4 separate regions of the Homo sapiens genome follow, and regions 2, 3 and 4 are each linked to region 1. The links are chromatin contacts, found by Hi-C in ENCODE. All regions are on one chromosome and are shown on one strand. Each heading gives the region's core, a stretch centred on a gene start or an enhancer-like site at or near the end of the contact. The rest is flanking DNA. Distances are from core to core; before and after follow the strand shown. Region 1 overlaps EXOC4 (exocyst complex component 4). Region 2 overlaps CHCHD3 (coiled-coil-helix-coiled-coil-helix domain containing 3). Region 3 overlaps CHCHD3 (coiled-coil-helix-coiled-coil-helix domain containing 3). Region 4 holds the start of CHCHD3 (coiled-coil-helix-coiled-coil-helix domain containing 3).

Evidence for each region. Hi-C counts contacts between places; a loop is a spot of excess contacts on that map. Pooled maps may share reads with other maps.
Region 2: a map of Caco-2 shows a loop between it and region 1 (32-fold over the local background). The contact joins two enhancer-like sites. A Hi-C loop is called at or near these places in 3 of 168 maps with a recorded cell type or tissue (Caco-2, K562 and PC-3) and 3 of 50 pooled maps.
Region 3: a map of mammary epithelial cell shows a loop between it and region 1 (7-fold over the local background). The contact joins two enhancer-like sites. A Hi-C loop is called at or near these places in 4 of 168 maps with a recorded cell type or tissue (IMR-90, MCF 10A, chondrocyte and 1 more) and 5 of 50 pooled maps.
Region 4: a map of IMR-90 shows a loop between it and region 1 (4-fold over the local background). The contact joins the promoter of CHCHD3 here to the enhancer-like site in region 1. A Hi-C loop is called at or near these places in 4 of 168 maps with a recorded cell type or tissue (IMR-90, PC-3, chondrocyte and 1 more), 1 of 37 single-sample maps with no recorded cell type and 10 of 50 pooled maps.

Annotation. Positions count from the first base shown.
Region 1 is chr7:133,434,110-133,437,785 of GRCh38, reverse strand. All of the region lies in intron 7 of EXOC4 (exocyst complex component 4), which reads right to left. Among named protein-coding and RNA genes, the nearest start is that of MIR6133, 150 kb to the right of the region's middle. Within about 2 kb of position 1,590, at least 4 of the 41 ENCODE cell types and tissues checked have a DNase peak (open chromatin) inside an H3K27ac peak, as active enhancers do; they include IMR-90 and mammary epithelial cell, where a contact is called at or near this core.
Region 2 is chr7:132,930,679-132,934,354 of GRCh38, reverse strand. The region is part of intron 4 of CHCHD3 (coiled-coil-helix-coiled-coil-helix domain containing 3); the gene reads left to right. Among named protein-coding and RNA genes, the nearest start is that of MIR3654, 100 kb to the left of the region's middle. RefSeq lists an enhancer at 3,152-3,446. Within about 2 kb of position 1,824, at least 2 of the 41 ENCODE cell types and tissues checked have a DNase peak (open chromatin) inside an H3K27ac peak, as active enhancers do.
Region 3 is chr7:133,051,843-133,055,518 of GRCh38, reverse strand. All of the region lies in intron 2 of CHCHD3 (coiled-coil-helix-coiled-coil-helix domain containing 3), which reads left to right. Among named protein-coding and RNA genes, the nearest start is that of MIR3654, 19 kb to the right of the region's middle. Within about 2 kb of position 1,763, at least 9 of the 41 ENCODE cell types and tissues checked have a DNase peak (open chromatin) inside an H3K27ac peak, as active enhancers do; they include IMR-90 and mammary epithelial cell, where a contact is called at or near this core.
Region 4 is chr7:133,080,399-133,084,074 of GRCh38, reverse strand. CHCHD3 (coiled-coil-helix-coiled-coil-helix domain containing 3) reads left to right here and starts at 1,985. Exons shown (of 8, transcript NM_017812.4): 1 at 1,985-2,218. The coding sequence starts at 2,138. It also overlaps the pseudogene RNU6-92P. RefSeq lists enhancers at 1,703-1,812, 2,023-2,202, 1,618-2,252.

The DNA.
Region 1 (3,676 bases), core at 341-2,840:
ACAAAAAGCAGATGGGGAACACTTGACAATACTGAACTCATACCAATCAGCAGGCCTGGATGATGGGAAGCAGAGGAGCTTAAGGGAATTCATGCACACACTTGTGGAGTCATTTACAATCAGTATGGAAACATCACAGAAAAACGGGGAAATAAAAGATGTGAAGTGGAAAAAAGATTAGATAATAAAATATCCTATCGATCTTAAAATGGTAACAAAGAAATATTACGGAAAATTTTAGTGGTGAAACCAATAGCACTGTTTTCCCATCCAGATGTGAGCTCCATGAGGTCACAGGCATTCTTCTTCATTGTCCAGCATTAGTCTGAAGTTTAGAGCAAATAGTAAGTGATCACCAGATAATCGAAAATGGGAAAAGACCATGAGCTAGAAAATGAATGCCACCAAACTTTTCCATTTCTTCTGAACAGAAAATTGTACCACAGGGAGCTTACAGTCCATTTTTTTCTCTCATAAATAATAGCAAAAGGTAAAATACTTAAACATCTGGTGGATAATCATAAGCCATAATCAGAATAAAAATCTAAAAACTCTAGTAACACAAATATAGTAAATTTGAGAAACTATAAGAGAAAAAAAGTAGAACACAAATATTAATTTGGGCAAATATTTTCAGTACTTTCTTTAAAATGAAATCCTCTAACATGTTTGGATAACACGCAAAATTTAAAAAGAAATCAAAAAATTTTAAAATGAGCCTTTACTATGACCATAATATATCTTAATGAATCATGGAAGTTTCTCCCATCCTCACACACTCCCACACAAACCCATCCATAGTCACTCAGATGTATTTTTTTTTTATCAGTTCATCCTCAATTTATAGACAGGGCAAACAGGTAAATTTATATAAAATTATATGCCTCCAGGAAATTGACACTAAGCTCATGGGAAAAGATCATAAGTTACTCTAAAGTAATTATCCACACAAGCAAAACAGAAGAAATGCATTTCCTACAAGCTAAAATAAAGGGGGAGGGTATGAAGATTTCATTTTTGGAGTTTTTTTGCATAGAACACAGTGCATTCCATATAGTGCACATTAATAACCATACACTGATTAAATCAAATTGAAAGCCACTGGCTCGTACACACGAAGGGTATGTGATGATACTTAAAGAGGCTGATTATTTCATAGGTCTGTCTTATTTCTTTGATCAGGTCCCCAAAACTGAAGTCTATGGTTCTAGGCTTTAGTAAAGAAGTATTATGCCAGTAGAGTATCCCATAAGATATGGATAATATTAGGGTTTTTTTTTTTTTTAACACCACACTGCCTTCACTCAGGAAAAGAGAGACAAAAAAGAGAAAAAGAGAAAGGTTCTAATTACTGGAAAGGAAGTTAGTTTCATCATTTATTAGTTTTGATGCCAAATGAAGAGGAAAGGAGAAAGCTATCTCAAAAAGAATATCATTTATATGAGTAATGATAGCTCTGGCCTAAAGAGGACAGTCAAATTCTAGATCTTCTCAGTCAGAGGGCAGAGCTCAGGGCACATAGGAGGGCAAGTACAGACATAGCAGCTGAAGAAGTCAGAAGGCAGTACAAGGAAGGCCCACGCCACTCTGGGTTTGATACAGTTCATATCGTTAGTTTGCATGGATGCCAAGAAAAACATCTTTCAAAAACAAGCCGGCTGATGCAAGATCACCAATTTCTTGAAATGAATAGCAAGAGCAAATTCTATCTCCTTTAAAAAAACAAAAAAAAAAAAACACTGAGATAATTCAAATTCTTTCCCCCTGCCCTTCCTTATGTGGCTCTAAGGAATAAAGGACAAGTAAGAACAAATTAAGAGGAAAAAAGAAACTAACCAAATATTTAATCACAAAAAATAAAAGAAAAAACCCACTTGCTTCAGTATCAAAAGAAACATATTCATTCACTTATCCATTCAGCACAATCTAGGTGGCAAAATAAACGGCAAAAACTTTACCCTCAACCTAGATACTTCTAGAAATTAACAGATCACTAGATAACGGAGCATTTTTCCCAGAAATGGATCTTCATGGAATAGCTAAAACTTAAGTAACACAAATACAGATGGATGGGACTAGGATAGAGAATTCTACAATAAAGGTGTTTTAGGTATCATTTGACTGCCATTGTTAACAGAAGAATACCTAATTTACCTGGCAGCCTGGACCACTAAGAATAGCAGAAACTAAGGAAGAGAGAATTAAGAAAAAAGGGACATTTCCAGGGGCAAAATGTCCTTATGTTATACAATCCATAGCTGAGAATTCATGTGCATGATGCCACAGAGTGCTTTCTGGTCGCTTATTCTACACACAATTCTAACCACCTTGGTTCTCTGCCTTTGCAGCTTATACCACAATAGTTGAGCAACTTAGCAAGAGGAGCTTGTCTGAAACAGACACGATCAATAGCTAGACATGATAACCTACCCCCAAAAAGCAAGGAAAAAAAAGACAGAGGGTATGAAGAGTGAACAAGTATGATTTTTTTTTTAATGGAAGTCTGGGACTGGTTCAGCACGATGGAACGTTGTCCGTGCCTTCACATGTGACAAGATGACCTCTGACGTATCACAATACATTCAATAAAGGGTAGTGTGCAAAAGTGCAACCAAAGCATCGATTAACCAGGTTCAAAATGACAGTCCTTCAGTCACCAGAAAAAGTCTGAATGTGCTCAGTATATTGTGACAAAAGGACCAAATCTGAGAAATGTATTTTATAAAATTTCCATTAAAGATGTTAAAATACAATCTTTAATGCTAAAAGGGGAGAGACTATTTTCTGGAAAATTAAGCCACACTGAAAATCAGATTCCTAGATGGTGCTAAATAAATTAGGCATCACCAGTCTTCTTTTTAAAGAGAATATCACACAATAGTTAGGAGTTTACTTACAATAAAGCAATCGGTCTCTATCAGAACAAAGATAGCCATTGAAGACAAAAAAGAGGAAGGATAAAGCTTTAATTACAAAAACAAAGAGACATATGGATTTATCTATTATGACAGCACAATCCTGAGGTCTGTATAAAAGGCACCTCATTTCAGTCCGGCACACAAGCTTTAAAAAATTGGTTAAACAAGCTCAAAGTATCTTTGAAGCAACATCAATGGTGTATGGTACTTGGTTTCCGATTTTTTCTGCACCAAATTAAAAGTTAATAAATGTTGCCAACAGTTCCTCTACATTTCTCAGTCCACCCCCACCACAAACTCTGGGAAATAAAAGCAGCCCCCACCATTACTTTACAGTTTGCAAAATGACTTGGAGGGGAGCTTTGAAGTTTGTAGTAACAGAAAGAGAAATATACCATTAATGCCAGAGGGGGGAGCTCAGAGCAAAGGGAAAGATCATGTTTACAATGGGCAAAAAAGGGAAATTCTGAAAACCTTCTGAGCTTTTACACAATATCTTTTTTTCTCTTTTTCGGTATTCTCTTTTGAAGAATGGGTTCTAATACCCTTTGAAATAAACAACCTTCTTTTTCCCCCCCATGTAGAGAGAAAATAAATAAAAGTAGTGCTGAGGGTAACCAGTTTAAACAATGTGCAGGTTTCTGAAACCTCTGCTTTAGGGAGGTCTCATGCACACAGCCTCCAGTCTCTAATCAGTTTTGTTTGCAAATGAACCTACACAGTAGGATTGGCATCTAATGATGCTGAAGGCACAGTAA
Region 2 (3,676 bases), core at 575-3,074, 500 kb after region 1:
TGAGCCCAGGACCACGATAGGATTTTCATTTGTGAAAGGCCTGTAACTCAGTGAGAGGATGTTTCAAGGAATAGAACCAAATGCGGTGTGTAGAGCAGTAGCATTGGCATCACCTGGAAACTTATCACAAGTGGGACTTTCCAGCCCATCTTGGACCTACTGAAGCAGAATCTGCAATTTAACAAGATCCCCAGGTGAATCCTTAGGCAAATCAGAAGTTTGAGAAGTTTGAGTAGTGGTTCTCAGCCTTGGCTGCTGTAGAGAAGGAGAGTTAGGTCCAGTAAGTCCCTCCCAGTGAAATGCTATTCAGCTAAACCTTTAATCTGCCAGGGTGGAAATCATCAGGTGCCCCAGCTTTATTCACTTCTGCAATACCCATTAAGTTTAGGCTGAAGGCAAGGCAACTTCTTCTGTACCTTTGACATCCACCCACAACCCAGATAGGCTACCTGAAACAAGTCCTTCACCCATTATTATTAAGAAATCCCACTGGCACACTCTGGTCCTGTATGTGTGTCCCCAGGACCTGGCACATTGTCTCTTCTTCTGCTCAGACATGAGAGCCCTTTTGCCAGTGGGCCCCTTTGCCCAGGGATTCTTTTCACCTTTCCTGTGCCTGAGTGAGTAATAAAGTTTTCTGTTATGTACTATCATTGGATCAGATGACATCTAGTTTTTTAATGGTGTTTTTTGTTAATCGAGTACATTTATGAGATTGGGGGTACCCAAGTTTGGGCTAAGTCAGACTATGGATCATCTTTAACAGAAATCTTGGTTCTCAGACATCACTCCCAACCAGTGAAATCAGCATCTCTGCAAATTGGGACCTAGTATTTTTCAAAACTCTCCAGTGATTCCAAAGGGCAGCTGAGATTCTAGAGGGAAAATCTATTTTATGTTGTTAGGGCCATAGAACATTTTAGAAGAGCCTTATGATAAAGTCTGGCTGATGTTTTGCACATAGTCATTGAAATACATACTTCTCGTGATGTGTATGGCATGCTGAGCACACCATCAGAAATCACGTGGCCCCTTCTTATAAAACTATGGCAGAACTGAGAGCAGCAGAGCAGAGTAACCAGAGTTAAATTTGAGTCACCATAATGAGATTACCATTAGATTCTGTGGAAAATGTGTTGCAACAAATATGACTCAGTTGATAAGTGCAAATTGCATTTTGCCCTTGATGCAAAATAACTGTTCTGTTTAACGTTCAGGATGTTTTTGCCTGTTGTTTTCATCTAACTCAGAACGGAGTCTGCTTAACAAATGTATGAAACTGGTCAAGACCTCGGTTTTCCATCTGAATCTGAAGGTGACCCTTGTTTAAAACTTCATACTCTGGGCGGTCTTTTTGTGTCAGCCTTGCTTTTTGCCATTTTCTTTTTCAGATGACACAAAACAGACAAGATCAGCTGGGAGCCCTTCAAAGCCAGCTCTAAATGGAATTAAAAGAAGGTATTCTGAGGCAGGAAATAGTTGTTAGATGAAGGGCCTCATGGGGAATGATTTTGAGGTCCTTAGATTTTATGAAGTTGGATAAGTCAGGGCTCTGAGTCATGGTTTAGAAGAGGAGCTCAGGTGGAAAAATTGAAAGGAGGTCTCCTCAATTTTGTAGGATGTAAAAATGAGAAAATTTAGCAAAAAAGGTTTATGTGCTAATAATGAGCCTGATTTGAAATATTGGCCTTCCAGCACTTTGATATGTGTCTATCAGTGGTCTGCCTTTGACGTGAAGGCCCTGTGTGCGGCAGCTTAACTTGTGAATCCTCACTAAAGGGGAACAGTGGGAGACGGCAGCCTCAGAGTGCATGAATGGCAGTGATTGGCTGGCAAGTTGCGTAGGCCAATAAGCAGTGCCTTCCAGGGTAAAGACCTAGGGAAGCGCCTTGTTTTTGCTTTGTCTTAGTGTCTGCATGTGTTTGACAAGTGAACAATAAAATGTGCTGTTTGATTCCACACTGTCTTGATTCTTTTCTGTGTCCCTCCTGCAATCTTTCTTTTTCATGTCACATTACATGAGGCTCTTTTCACCTCTCTCTCCTGACCCTGAGTTCTAGTGTTCATTGCTCTCTCTCACCCAGGATGTGCTCTAATTGGCAAAACTATAACCTGGTAGCAGCAGTTCACTATTTTAGTTTCCTAATTGGTGTCAGGGGCTGCTGGCAGAGCCCGGCCATGTTGGATTGATTGATAGATCAGCTGCTGTGAGTGTCAGGCTTCCATCTGACCAACAGGTTTATTGCTTTTGAAACTTAAAAATTAATATGGTAAATATATCCTGCAGTGTCCATAGTGGGTCTGAAAAAAAATAAACTATTCATCATTCAGGAGCACTTCCAATGTTACCTGAAGGTCCCTTGGGTTTGCAACTCAAAATTTTGTTCTATTTCTGACTCACAGCTGGCTGTTTTCTTGCTTTCATGATGCAGTGTAAAGCTGCATTATATTTCCCACTGCCTGCTGCACAGTGGGTTTCTTCTTTTCAGAAGTAATGCAGACAGGGTGTTAAATGTGTGTGTCGGGGTAGGGGGAGGGGAGGCAGCATCGAACCCATTCTTCCTACAGAACTTAAAATTTACAAGCTCATTTACACTGGTCAGTCAGAGTGTAGATAGTTAATGTTGAATCAGAAAAATGATATAAATTCTTTTTCAAGAGGTATTTCATTTAATTGACATTGATATTGAAGATGTAACTTAGCATTTAGGCATCTGAGTAATCATCATCGAATATAATGATTAGTTTACCCACATTAATGCCTAAAATTATACGGAAGGCTAAAAAGTACTGCATTTTAAAATCTAGTTTTAATACTTTGATTAGCGCTTTATGTTCTAGTATAAGAAAAACAATACAGTGACCTTAACGAGATCAGCTGTTACCAGTGAGCAAACCACTTTCATGTTTTTGTTGCTTCTAGTTCCTGTAGAAAAGTACTTCATCATTTATAGCAATTTTTCTTTTGTAGAAAGATAAGTTTGGGTCAATCTTCAACAAACATTGTGCAAAATGTCTTGATAACAATACTGTCTTATATTTGTTTGCATTGTACTGGTTTTCCAAATAACTTTTATGTATGTTATCTCATGTGGTCCTTAGAAAAATCCAAAGTTAATAATTATTATTTAACATTTATTGATGAGGGGAATGCGAATCAAAAAGTTCAGTAACTGGATGGAAATCACTGCTGCAACATACGTGAGTAGATCGTGACTTGATCCCTACTTGTCACTCTTGTTACTCCACTTCTGGAGTTTTTCCACAAGAGTGTGCTGCCCTCTATGTGGTGAGTGCTGTATTAGTGCTTCCGGGGTTACAAAGCAACCTCAAAACTTGAACTCTCTTGGGTCTTAAATTCTAGTTAGAAGACTGATACCTGCATATAGATAGAAGCACAAAGTGCAAAAGGGCTGAGTAATTCAGGCCCTGGAGATGGGACTGGGCCATAGGGGTGAATGAGGAGAAAACCTGGTACAATTTCTTAGAAGAGTAAGTGTCAGAGCTGCAAGGGGCATAGGGATTTGAAATGTGTCTGGCATCCATCTTGAGAGAAAAGCTGGATCGAAAAGGTATAGCGATGGGAGAACATGGGTTCTACTTTAGGATGTTGAGTAACTTAATGTTGCAAGAACTTAGGGTGCTGGGGTGAGGGAGGGCTGATAACAGGACAGGT
Region 3 (3,676 bases), core at 514-3,013, 380 kb after region 1:
TATATTATAATTAATTATAATAAATATATAACAATTATAATTAATTACATAACATAATTATAATTAATTATAATAAATACATAACAAATATAATTATGATTACTATATAACATAACTATTATAATTATATAACATAATTATAATTAATTATAATCAAATATATAATACAACTAATTATAAATATATAACAATTATATATAATATATTCAACTAATTATTCTAATTAAATAGATAATATAATTATAATTAATTATAATATATAAGTATATTATAAACATATAAGTATATGCAAAATTATATGTGTATATTTTATATACATATCATTATATATTAAGAATACATAATTTTTGTTTTTTTAAAGAGATGAGGTCTCACTGTTTTTCCCAGGCTGAACTCAAACTCTTGGGTTCAAGTGATACTCCCACCTCAGCCTTCCAAGTAGCTGGGATTAAAGGTGAGTGCCACCATGCCAGGCCCCTCTACATTTTAAAAACGGTTACTTATTTATAACTCTGTTAGCACCTTTACTATACATTAAGCTCCTTGTGGGCAGAAGGCATACCTGAGAGCCCCTGGTTCCTTTGTGACCCATATGGCATCTGTCTGACCTGTAGAAGGTGCTCAAGAAACACTTGACAATGGAATGAATGAATGGATGGGCCTGTGATCATCCCCAGCTTCTTCAGAATACTTTCCACTTCAAAAACATGTTTGATGAAAGCAGTCAGTCACAAAAGACCACATACTAAATGATCCCATTTATAGGAAATGTCCAGTATAGGCAAATGTATAAAGAGCAGAAGTGGTGGTTGCCTAGGGCTGGGGTGGTGGTGGTGGTAACAAGGATAGGGAGTCACTGCTGATTGTTGCACAACTCTGAGGATATACTAAACACCATTGCATGGTACTTTAAATGGGTAAATTTTATGTTATACACATTTTGTGTCAATAAAGCTTTTGAAATACTTTTGAAATTTTGTCAAATTTTAACAAAAGTATCTTTAAATGCATTTTTTTCCTGTTTTTATGTTTACCGTATATACATAGGGACTTGCATTATATAATATTTATTGTTATTTTTTGAAGTTTGGACTGGGAGCTCATAGCATGTGCTTTGGGACTTCATTAACCATTTCAGAGATGCAAGGCAGTGTGAGAGGGAATTCTTGTGAGCCTATGCAGAATGACCTCATTCTCTCTGTCAGAGAAATACTGCACTAAGTTATTTTAGTATTAGCAGAATGTCGTTGTTGGATATATTTGGACAGTATATTTTTGTTTCAAGTCATTGAAGAAGTTTGTCTTCATGGAGTAATATATTGCTTTATCTTAATAAATAGGCATAGCATTGGCAGAAGTACAAGGAATGGTGCTATTTTTCTGTCACCTTCAGAATGAAGAGGTAGGTATAGTTTGTTTTTTAGCCTGTTGATCTTGTACTTCTCATTAACAGGTACTTTATTTTTAAAAGTATGTTTTACATTAAAATAGCATTTGTGCACTAATGAAGCAATACTTATTAATAAAACATGCCCTTAGATAAATTGTTTAATGCAGTTTTCTTTTTTCTTCCACATTGTGGGGACTAGTGGTTTCTGTGTTGATGAAAGAGCAGGGAGCATCTTTTCTTGTGTGTTCATTCATGCAAAATTTTGCCCTCTTGAAAAATGAACAAAGATCATAGCCAGAAGGTATTTATCATGCAGTTAACCACAAGAAATCTTGAATGAGATCATCATCAAGTAACTTAAATAAAACAGTTATTTTCTGACACTTTATCACCAGAGTCATTCTTTAGGACACTTAGCATTATTATGTATGCATTTTTCTTTTTCATATAATTGCCAACTATTTTGAAGAATGGGATGCTTCAGATTAACGTCTTGGGAGGGAGACACAATCTACTTGACCCTGATTTAAAGGAATAGTGGAAGTGGGTGGTTCTTCACCACACATGTGATTGTTACTAGGGATTCTTCATAGACTCTGTCATAGCAAAAGTATTATATTTGGCTTCTCATGACGTGTCCCGTGACTAGCAGAGTGTTGCTCAGTGGAATGGCTTGGGCTGAATCAGTAGGTCTTTCCAAGTATAAATTTGAGTGCTCACTAGACCAGAGAGAGGCAGAGGCGTCAGGATTTGGTGGGAGATTCTCTGAGTGTTGCAAATAGTCCCCATCCCTCCTGTGCATGACCCAAGAGTTTGCTCTGAGACACCTATTGAATAAATGGCCAGCCAGCACTGTGGTTAGGTGAAAGGAGCACGAATATTGATAGATATTTAAGCCCTGACGTGACTGAGCCTGGCCTTCAGCTTTGCCTCTTACTATATTTGTGATGTCCAAGAGTGACAGGGGCTAACATAGCTATAAATAAGCAACTATTAAGAAATTGTAAAAAGCAGTGACTGCCAAGAGAAAAATATAGAGAAAATGCCGTGTGAATTTGGAGGAAGTTTAGAGTGATAGGAGCTGTGTGCCAAAGCCACTAGTCTTTCTTGGGCAATTCCCATTATGGAACAAAGGGATCCAGAATGCATTTTCCCAAAGAAAGAATGAGTACAGATGAAATATTGTTGTTAGAATAATTCTTCAGGCTTATCATGGGTTTTTGGGTTAACTTGGAAACCCAAATAGCATTTTACTTTTTAATGACGAATATACAAATGAGCTATGGCACCCCTGAAGAGTTGGCATGGTTTTCCATAGCTGCGGTCAAGGTTGGCTCCTTTCTGTACAGGTTTTCCATATGTCTTGTGAGAGGGTTTGAAATATCAACTTTGGATTCCAACATCTGAGTTCAGTTATTGTCTCTATGCAGTTTTGATTACAAGCAAACATTTGTATACATACAAATGTGTGTCTGTGTATGTGTGTTTGTCACTTAAGAAAATAATGTGTCAACCACAGATATGTTAGTATGAGCATTTTAACAGTTCGTTAGTCACTGAAGTTTTTTTGCAGTACAGGCTAATGCCAAAGGCAAGCTTTCTCCTGCTTGCTGTTTTGCCCAGGGCTGGCATGGCTGGTCAGTGACATCAAGGGATTGTAACAATTCACTTTTATAATAGTTGATATAATTTTGGTTGGCTTTTGTTTATTCACTATTTCAAGTATGATGGTGGTGGTTTTTTGTTTTTGCTTTTCTCTGCTTCAAAGCTATCAACGATTGCATTCCTCTCCTCCACTAAACTTTATGTAGGAGGGAGGGAGGATTTAGTACCTGCACATGGAAATACTTTGATGCTGTGTCGGGTCATTTTTCAGGGAGACAGAGGCCAGAGTCTGTGAAGGTCTGTAGCTGCAGAATGGTTAGCACAGAGGCAATTGATACAATGAGGGGGCTCAGGTTTTGGGACCAGCCAGCCCTGAGTCACCATGGGGCTCTTTATAACATTGGAATAATACTTAACTCAGGGCTAACCTAATGCCTAGAACATTGTAGAATCAGTAGAGACTAAATTGGCATGGTATTGGATTGCTGACTAGAAATACTTCTATCTCAACCTTATAACCAACTGGCTGTTTTACCTTGGGTATGTTTCTTTATTTCTCTGGGCCTTAGTGTTCTTATCTGTCAGATGGTGGAATGGACTGTTATCTCTAAGATTCCCTTGATAGATTCTGAGCTTTTTAGATAAGAACCATTTTCATTCGTCTTTGTTTCCTAACACTGC
Region 4 (3,676 bases), core at 736-3,235, 350 kb after region 1:
GGAACTTTCCACAATAGATCATCTCAACTTTTCTGATGTAGTTTTAATTCCTCCACTAATTTATGCCATCTTTGGCAATCACTTAACTTTTCTCTGCCTAACCCTATTATGGCCTAACTTATGTAACTGAACTAGTAGTAGAAGGAGACACAAAAGTGGAAAGTAAATTCTCTACATACTTGGTGCAAATAATTTATTCTATGAAGAAATGTATTTTCTCATAGACAGGTTTGAAAACCATAGTACTTAAAATTTTACTTTACAAAAAGAAAAAAATACAGATACTAGTTCATGAGACAAGAGACATGGACCAAACACACGTTTACGTTTTTTATTTTTTTATTTTATGGCTACTACTAAAATGCCACCATTCATGTACTGCATAACAGTGTTTCAGTCAAAGAAGAACCTCATTTCTGGCAGTGGAATCATAAGATTATAATGGAGCTGGAAAATTCCTGTCTCCTAGTATTTACTATACTATGCTTTTTATCTTTAGGTTAAAGTGCATTCTTTCTACCTATATAAAAAAGTTAACTGTAAAACAGCCTCAGGCAGGTCCTTCAGGAGGTGTTACAGAAGGTGCTGTTATCATAGGAGATAGCTCCATACGTGTTATTGCCTCTGAAGACCTTTCAGTGGGACAAGATGTGAAGGTGGAAGACAGTGATATTGATGATCCTGACCCCGTGTAGGTCTAGGCTAATGTGTGTGTGTTTGTCTTAATTTTTAACAAAAATGTTTAAAAAGTAAAAAGTAAATAATTTCAAAAATAGAAAAAGCTTATAGACTAAGTATATAAAGAAAGAAATATTTTTGTACAGCTATATAGTGTGTTTGTGTTTTAAGCTAAGTGTTATTAAAGAGTCAAAAAGTCACAAAAAAAGAAGTTTATAAGTTTAAAAAGTTACAGTAAGCTAAGGTCAATTTATTCTTGAAGAATGAAAATATATGAAAATAAATTTAGTGTTGCCTAAGTGCACAGTGTTGATAAAAGGTACAGTACTGCATAGTTGCGTCCCAGGCCTTCACATTCAACTCCCCACTCACTCACTGACTCACTCAGGGCAACTTCCAGTCCTGTAAGCTCCATTCATGGTAAGTGCCCTATAGAAGCATACCATTTTTTATCTTTGATTTTTTTTTTAATGGAATGCTTCAGAAATTCATGTGTCAACCTTGCTCAGGGGCTGTGCTAATCTCTGTATTGTTCAAATTGTCCTAGATGTGTTGCCAAAGCAATCACTTTTACACTGTTTTTGCTGTAGCTTTTCTATGTTTACATATATTTGTACACACAAATACCACTGTGTTACAATTGCCTACAGTATTTAGTACAGTGACATGCTGTACATCTTTGCAGCCTGGGAGCAATAGGTTACACCAAGTAGCCCAGGTGTGTAGTAGGCTACACCATCTGGGTTTGTGTAAGTACACTCTATGATGTTTGCACAACCACAGATATCACAGGGTCACCTAACGAGGCATTTCTCAGAAGTAGTCTTCATTAAGCTACCCTACGACTGTAATGAAACGCTAAGTTTTGAGCCAGGAATTTGTGTATAGAACACTAGGAATGGCTTCATTAGTATCATGCATCTTTTTCATTAAACTGTGAGTCCCTTTGAGAGAAAGATTGTGTCTCTGAACTTAGTGGCCTAAATTTCTAGAATTATGTCTTCAAAAAGTTGCCCAGTTAGGCGTCTCTGGGGAGTCAAAACCACAACTCCCAGAATGCCGTGCTCCCTTAGCGCGCTCAGGCGCGGGGAGAGAATGTCCCATCACCCACCGCGCCAGATCGAGACCACAGTTCCCACTACACCCAGGGACTCCGCGGAAAGCTATCAAACACCACCTGTTGCCATAGCATCCGGGTCGGGTGAACCAATCCGGGCGCCCTCGCCGAACAGAGGCGGGCAGTTCGCATCGCCGACCAACCTGAGGCGTTTTTGTTGTGGCGCGTGACCGGAGGAGGCGGGAGCTCAGGACCGGCGCCTTCTCCTTGCTTCTGGGGGTCGTGGCCTTGCTCCCGCTGTGCGGGAAAAGAATCCAGGCCCTTCCACGCGCGTGTGGGTGCGGGGGCCCCGAAGTGCTCGTGGTTCCCCGCTAGGTCTCCGCTGGGGCAGGAACCGGAATCATGGGTGGGACCACCAGCACCCGCCGGGTCACCTTCGAGGCGGACGAGAATGAGAACATCACCGTGGTGAAGGGCATCCGGGTGAGTGCCCGTGGACGGGCGGAGGGCCAGTGGTTGGACTCGGACCCCAAGGCCCCATCTTCTCCGGACCCGCTCAGCCTGGGTTTCTCCCGTCCTGGACCCTAGCGTATTAAGGCCAGAAGCCCAGGTGTCTGGGAAGAAGCCTAGAGTTTCAAGACGTGGGACATTCATTCAGAGATAGTTCCTGGTTGTGCCAAGTGCTAGGCACTGCTGGGGCGGGCGGGGAATGCCAGGTTGAATTATACCCTGCAAGGGCTCACAGTCTACTCGTAACTGTACTGCTCCCTTGTTGCAGGACCGTATTTGAAACCCATACCTCGGTGTACTTGTCTGTGAAATGGTTTTCCTGGGTTCAGGACCCAAACCCTGCTTTTCCACTGTGCACACCCTGTCTCCCAGGGTGAATTGGCATTTTAAGGATTGCCTTTGCTTTGTGTCATTTAGTGCTCTCCCTCTGATAACACCCCCTCCTCCCACCCACTCCCCACACCCTGTCATCCTCCCTCCCAGCCCCACAGTCTTTTCTGACCTGCCTGGGGCGGCTTCTGGCTTCTCCCTGCTTCACTTTCACTTGATATCTCCTCTTTCCCAGGCGCCTCCTCTGTGACCTGCTGCGCCGAAGTTTTGGATTAGGCCCAGTTGCTTCAGGACTAGTGTCTGCCAGTCTGATAGGGGCTGAGATGGGTTTGCAGTTTTTCATACCAGTAGAAGTAATGTAGTCATTTCTGACCAACGTTGTAGAGCACTTTTTTTTTAATGCCCTTTGCATGCACCTGATACATAAACTGAAAACCTGGTTTTTCTCTAGGGTGTCAGTATACCAGCACTAACTTCATTAACACACTCTCCGCTGCGCCTGAATTTGGAGCCTCACATTTTTGGACGTATGATGCCTGAACCTAGTAAATAAAGCAATTTTGACTTCAGAAAGTTTTATAATAATTTATATATTTTTTTCTGTTATCAACCAGCGTAAATAAATTACATTTGTAAATTATTTTTAACAGTTGTTACCAGGAAATAAAACTTCTTAAATATTTAAAATGTTTAAAAACTTTTTCTTCTGAAACTGTTACCTTGAGAATAATTTATTAAACTTTTCTTCATAGAAACTCAGACTGTCGAACTCAGTTTTTGGTCTGTGACCAGTATTTCTTTATATCATGCTAATTAATGGTAGTACTACATTTTGTAATAAAATATCTGAGGCTGTATTCTTTGAGTTATTGTGTTTCAGTTAGTACTCTTTGGAGTAAAAAATTACTGTAAACTTTAAGTTTTATGCAGAGATTTTAAGACTCTTGCCATTAGGCTTTCAGTACGCAACTCAGAGTGAAAAATAATTAAAAGACAAAGCAAAATAAGTTTTGAGTGAGAAGACATTGGTTAGAAAAAAATGTATAAATCCATATTCTCGTGCTTTAGTACAGACACAGTGCTAACAGCAAACAAAATCGA